Linked DNA regions of Homo sapiens: region 2 is linked to region 1. The links are chromatin loops, found by intact Hi-C in ENCODE. Cell type or tissue: heart right ventricle. All regions are shown on one strand. Each heading gives the region's core, and the rest is flanking DNA. Links, peaks and the distances in the headings are about the cores only. Region 1 has its middle 29 kb from the start of MON2. Region 2 overlaps PPM1H (protein phosphatase, Mg2+/Mn2+ dependent 1H).

Evidence for each region. A loop is a pair of places that touch in the nucleus more often than their neighbours do. Peaks named below come from ENCODE experiments on the same cell type or tissue, not always from the same donor. Only the 100,000 strongest peaks of a DNase experiment are listed, where the experiment ranks them.
Region 2: it touches region 1 in a loop (5-fold over the local background); 35 of 110 quality-filtered maps call a loop at or near these places.

What each region holds. Positions count from the first base shown.
Region 1 is chr12:62,436,692-62,439,609 of GRCh38, reverse strand. No RefSeq gene overlaps it. Among named protein-coding and RNA genes, the nearest start is that of MON2, 29 kb to the left of the region's middle. In heart right ventricle, for the core only: a CTCF peak has its summit at 1,290 (motif pointing left); a DNase peak (open chromatin) is centred at 1,284.
Region 2 is chr12:62,812,033-62,814,950 of GRCh38, reverse strand. The region is part of intron 2 of PPM1H (protein phosphatase, Mg2+/Mn2+ dependent 1H); the gene reads left to right. Among named protein-coding and RNA genes, the nearest start is that of PPM1H, 120 kb to the left of the region's middle. In heart right ventricle, for the core only: CTCF peaks have their summits at 1,326 and 1,527 (motif pointing right); a DNase peak (open chromatin) is centred at 1,550; H3K4me3 peaks cover 592 bases; H3K27ac peaks cover 931 bases.

The sequences.
Region 1 (2,918 bases), core at 245-2,744:
ATTATCCTTAGCAAACTAACACAAGAACAGAAACCAAATACTACATGTTCTCATTATGAGACACATGGATACATAGAGAGAAAGAACACACACTGGGACTTATTTGAGGGCAAAGTGTGGGAGGAGGGAGAGGATCAGGAAAAATAATGAGTACAAGGCTTAATACCTGGGTGATGAAATAATCTGTACAACAAACTCCCATGACACAAGTTTACCTATATAACAAACCTACACATGTACCTCTGAACTTAAAATAAAAGTTAAATTTAAAAAAGAGACAGAGACAGCAGATCAGAAAGATAAACAGCAAAATATTAATGCTGGTTATCACTGGTTGGTGGGATATTAGACAATTTTTGCTTTTAACCGTGATCATTCAAATGCTTTATATTGAACCTGTACTGTTTTCAACATTAAAAAAAATACTCAGGTTTAAGAAGAAACTAAAAAATAAAAACAGAAAATTGAAGAATGCTCTTCTCTGTACTCTTAAAGCAAACAGGCCTGTTTGCCTTAAGAAAAGTTTAAAAAGCACAAATAAGAACTGTAAAAAGCACTGCAAATGTTAGATGATAAGGTATATGTTGTGTAGAAAGTGAAAATTGTATCTTTTATAAAACCATTATTAAACAAAGAAATACAATGTAAATTTCCTGGAAACATACCAGAAGCAAAACTTTTAAACAAAATTCTGAGCTGGGTTTGACTTCTAGGACTGCATGGGCCCCTATTGTAGCAGCTGTGAGTGCAGAAACCCAAAAGATCAGAGAGCAAGGTGATACCTGTGACTTAGCCCTTCAGTGTCAACCTGGACACATCCTCATAATAGCCCCATTCCCTAAAGGATGCGGTTCCCTGGATGGTCCAAAGTGGGACTTCAGCCTAGTCTTTACAGACTTTTTAAGCAAAAACTCAGGGAGGTTAAATAACAAGCCAAGGTTGCCCAGTTGGGGAGGCCTGATGTCTTGAGAATCTGTGTTTTCCCTACATCCCTGTCCTCAGTTGAGATTATCTGAGGAATGTAAAGGCAGAAATTTTTGTTACCTGGAGATTTGAAGAGAGACCAAATGTTTGTGGGAAAACGACAGTCAAATCGACCATCAAAATCAGTAGAAATGTATTCCTATTTACCAATTTTAACACGTTAATACCAATAATCATTTTTCTGTGCACCAATTGTATAGCTTAAGAATTTGAAGCTCCCGTACATCAAGTTGGAAGCACTTTTTCTTTAGTGAAGTCTTGGAAAGATCAGAATAACTGGGTTCACACAGCTGGACACTCCTGCCCCCTGCTGGCTAGAATTAACTAAAACCAGACGATTTTAAGTTAACTGTAGGAACAACACTTTGAAACCTCTCAACTTTTCTAATAAAAGATAGCCAGCTCTTCCCTTACTTTGACGGGTAAAGTTCTTAGTTTATTTTCTTCAAAAGAGAGAGAGAGGGAACAGCTTGCATTCTGCTTTTCCCTCCTCTTCCTCCATCTTGTTGCCTTGTCATAGCCTGCCCAAGTGCTGATTTGTTTCATTATATGGTAAGAAGATAAGGGCAGTGTGTTTATAATTCAAATGTAATCAACAGTTTAAAATAGTATCCAGTACACAGAAGGTGCTCAGTAAATGTTGAGCAAATAAGAAGCAGAGGCAAAGTTGGAGAGAAAGCTGGAGAGAAAGATTGAGAGACGAGGATAAGAAAGAGAACCTATTCTTTCATGGACTGTTTCTCCCCTCTATTTGGGAGAGATATTTATTTAAGAAATACTAATATCATCCTTAGTATGTGCCAGGCATAGGAAATAGGAACTCAGTTAAGTAGGCATAAACAGGCATTGTCCTAAGCACTTTACAAATATTCTTAGTCCTCATAATAAACCTATAAAGTGAACATTATTATATTTATTTTACAAATTCGGAGACTAAAGCAGGAAGATTAAGTGAAATTCCCCAATGTTTAATTGCTAGTATAAGTGATGGGGCTGAGATTTAATCCTAGGGAGTTTGGCTCCACAATTCACACTTTTAACCAGACACATGCTGCCTCTCCAAAAAATGCAAAGAGGGGAGAGCAGAGATAGGGGAGAGCACAGAGAGGGGAGAAAAATAGTTGCGGAAGAATTGTACCAATCTTTCCACATAAGTCACTTGCCTTCTGGAACATTGTTAGAGTGGGTTATTTCAAAAGACCTGTCTTCAAGTCTGACATTCTCTCTGCTGCTTGGTCTAGTCTATTGTTGAAGCTTTCAACTATATTTTGTATTTTATTTGAGGACTTCTTCAGTATCAGAATTTCTGTTTGGTTCTTTTTGTATATCTATCTCTTTGGTTAATTTCTCATTTATATCCTGAATTGTTTTTCTGATTTCTTTGTATTGTTTTTTTGAAATTCTCTTGTAACTTACTGAGCTTTTTTAGTATCATAATTTTGAATTCTTGGCCGGGTACAGTGGCTCACACCTGTAATCTCAGCACTTTGGGAGGCGGAGGCAGGCGGATCACTTGAGGTCAGGAGTTCGAGACCAGCCCGGCCAACATGGTGAAACCTCATTTCTACAAAGATACAAAAATTAGCTGGGTGTGGTGGTGCACGCTTGTAATCCCAGCTACTCAGGAGGCTGAGGTAGGAGAATCCCTTGAATCCAGGAGGTGGAGGTTGCAGTGAGCTGAGATCATGCCACTGCACCCCAGCCTGGGTGACAGAGCAAGACTCAGTCTCAAATAATAAATAATAATAATAGTATTGAATTCTTTTTCCAGGATTTCATGAATTTCTTTTTGATTGGGGTCTGTTGCTGAGGAATTATTTATTGTGTTCCTTTGGAGGTGTCATTTCCTTGCTTTTTCAAGCTTCCCTTATTCTTACGTTGATACCTTCTCAACTAGTGTAATAATCACTTCTTCCAGTTTTTTGAATTTGCTT
Region 2 (2,918 bases), core at 220-2,719, 380 kb before region 1:
ATCTTCACTGAGATTCCTGGAAAACTGGCCAGAAAGTTTGTGGAAATCAAACCATATAATCACATATATAGTGGGGAAACAGAAAAATATGGCAACTCTGTTTCCCCAAGGGGAAGTGATCAATCCCTTTTCTTTGGTAGTGGGAGAGACGGGGTAGAAAGTGCATTCTGTGCTCATACAGGACATTTTGTAAAATCAACGATGAGATGTCACTCAAAGTGGGATTTCTACATTTGTGATAGGCCTTTCCTGCTGTTGATATGGCCCCTCCACCGGTTGTATAAATACCTGAATAGTTAGGGTGGCAAAGGGAAGAATAATATTAAATAAGCTAAGGACTTGTGAATGCTACCAGGAGGATACCACTTTTTCCCTTCAGACAACTATTTCTAAATTAACAGTCTCCAAATCGTAAGTTAAAAACAATTTTTTTGGCAGGGTGTGGTGGCTCATGCCTGTAATTTCACAGCATTGGGAGACCAAGGCAGGAGGGTCACTTGAGGCCAGGAGTTTGAGACCCAGCCTGGGCAACATAGCAAGACCCTCTCTACAAAAAATTTAAAAATTAGCCAGGTGTGGTGGCACATGCCTGTAGTCCTAGCTTCTTGGGGCGGCCAACGTGGGAGGATAGCTTGAGGCCAGGAGTTCCAGACTAGCTTGGGCAAAATAAGGAGAACTCATCTCTACAAAAATAAAAATAAAAAATAAAGCCTGGTGTGGTGGTGCACTCATGGTCCCATCTACTCAGGAGGCTGAGGTGGGAGGATGGCTTGAACCCAGGAGACTGAGGCTGCAGTGAACTATGATCATGCCACTGCACTCCAGCTTGGGTGACAGAGCAAGACCTTGTCTCTTAGAAAAAAAATGCACCCCCAATGTGTTTGTTCATTTATTGATCATTTATTGATATATAACCTACTACTGTGTATCCATAAAGTATATAATTATTTTAAAACTATAAAGATACATTTAAAATTTTTAAATGTTTTAATAATTTAAGGGCAATAAAGATGAAAAGGCAACGTTTTAAAATAACAACAGCTAACAGTGATACAGTGTTAATTGTATGCCAGGCATTGATTTAAGTGTTTTTCACACAGTAACTCATTTACTGTCTTGCTAAGAGCAAAGACTTCCTGCTATCATTAGCTAATATCTCAAGGCAAAATTCATCATTAACAATAGCGAGTATAATTCCATATTTCAACTCTCCCCTTGAGCGTTTCAGAGTATTTTGGCTAGATATGATGATGATGATTGTCAGATATGACTGGATTGTCATTCCTGGGAATATCAAGTGCCAGCTCTGACATGTTCTTATTTGCTCATGTTTTCTATCTGTAGTTTCTTTGCAGAAATTTTTTTAACCTGTTGTCTACTATGTGAGGAATAATTTTAATTTAAAATTTAGTAGTATAATCACCAGTTAGGGGCACAGGTCCCCTGCAATGGGTTGCCATATACCAAAACTAACAGGCATGGAAGAGCACCAGCATCCCATGCACGCGGAGGATTGACTTACGTACCACGCGAGGGCGCCAGTGTCATCCCGAATGAAAACTAGGAAAGCATTTCTAACGTGTCTCTTACACGCCGACCAATTCCCCCTCACATTCATGTGCTTCGTGTGGAGAGCACTCGTCTCAGGGGAAGAGGGATAAAGAGGTTTGCAAAACTCTAGAGCTCTGTGCAGTGAGTAAAGGAAGGCAAAACCGTCGTTTCCTTAAGCTGGAACAAATACCTCAAACCCCACTCCTTGGCTTTGTGTATTTCCTCTCCTACATCTGGGTATTTCTGTTGGTCTCCACAGGAAACGTCTGAGGTTATGTCTAGAACCTCTCCTTCTCAGTTGGCACTCCATAAAGAGGGGATGGGTACCTCACAACCACCCAGATGGCTAACGCTGGCTGTTTTAGTCTATGGATTCCCCGGAGTTCAGGTGCACGTTGATGTAGCTCCTGTTCGAGTAGGGCTAAAATTTAAGCTGGTCATTTTTGACATCTTTGGTTGGCCCTGGGATCAGTATACCTGAAGCTGAATGGACACCACCTGCTTGTTTCTGAAATGACTTCAGCTCCTTGTTTAATAGTTAGATTTCTGTTTGGAACAATCTTGTATTTGTTGAAAGGCCCAAGGAGTCTTTTCCAGTTAGAACTCATTAAGTTCTGGCATACTAGATTTTTTGAAAAATGGGAAAAAGAAAATAAAATTATTAAAAAGCAGTTTCCTTTTGCGAGAAGAGAATGTGATAGTGAGCCTACTGTAGAGAAAGTCTAAAAGAGAAACTGAATTTTCAAGCTCTCAATTTTTCACCTTCTGGAATCTTCCTTCATCAGGCTGCAGATGTATTCCTGAATAGAAGTAGGTAGGCATTTGTGTGTTATAAATTGCATATAAGACTGATTCTTTGTAAATGAAATAATTTAGAGTGCAACTGGAAAACTGCCTCAAAGTTATTGTTTTGTGAGTCAGAAGTGATTTCTGCCAAATTGAATTATATGGTAAGTCAGGAAGGGGCTTGATACTGTTTTTCTTCAAGTGGAGTACACATTTAACTCATGTTTATCTGGAGCAAAAATAAGGTTAAACATTTGTTAGAATGAATATGAGTAATTTTGAAGGTATTATGTCAAGAGCTAGGTTACTCTAATTATGAAGGGTCTGATTTGCATCCTGTGCTGGTGCCCCATCAACATTTTCTGAAGCTTCCGGAAGAGTAATGCAGAGCCATTGCCGAAACATTTGAGCAATCAGACACGTATGCAATTACTAGTAAGCAATAAACAAATTAAAATAACACAAGCAACACTGAAGTGCAAGGCCACACAGTAACAGAAGCCGAGGAGATTAATTACACAAAGTTATGTGACACTGGGGAGAGGGAAAGATCCCTTAACTTGGAGTCTGAAGAACTAGGT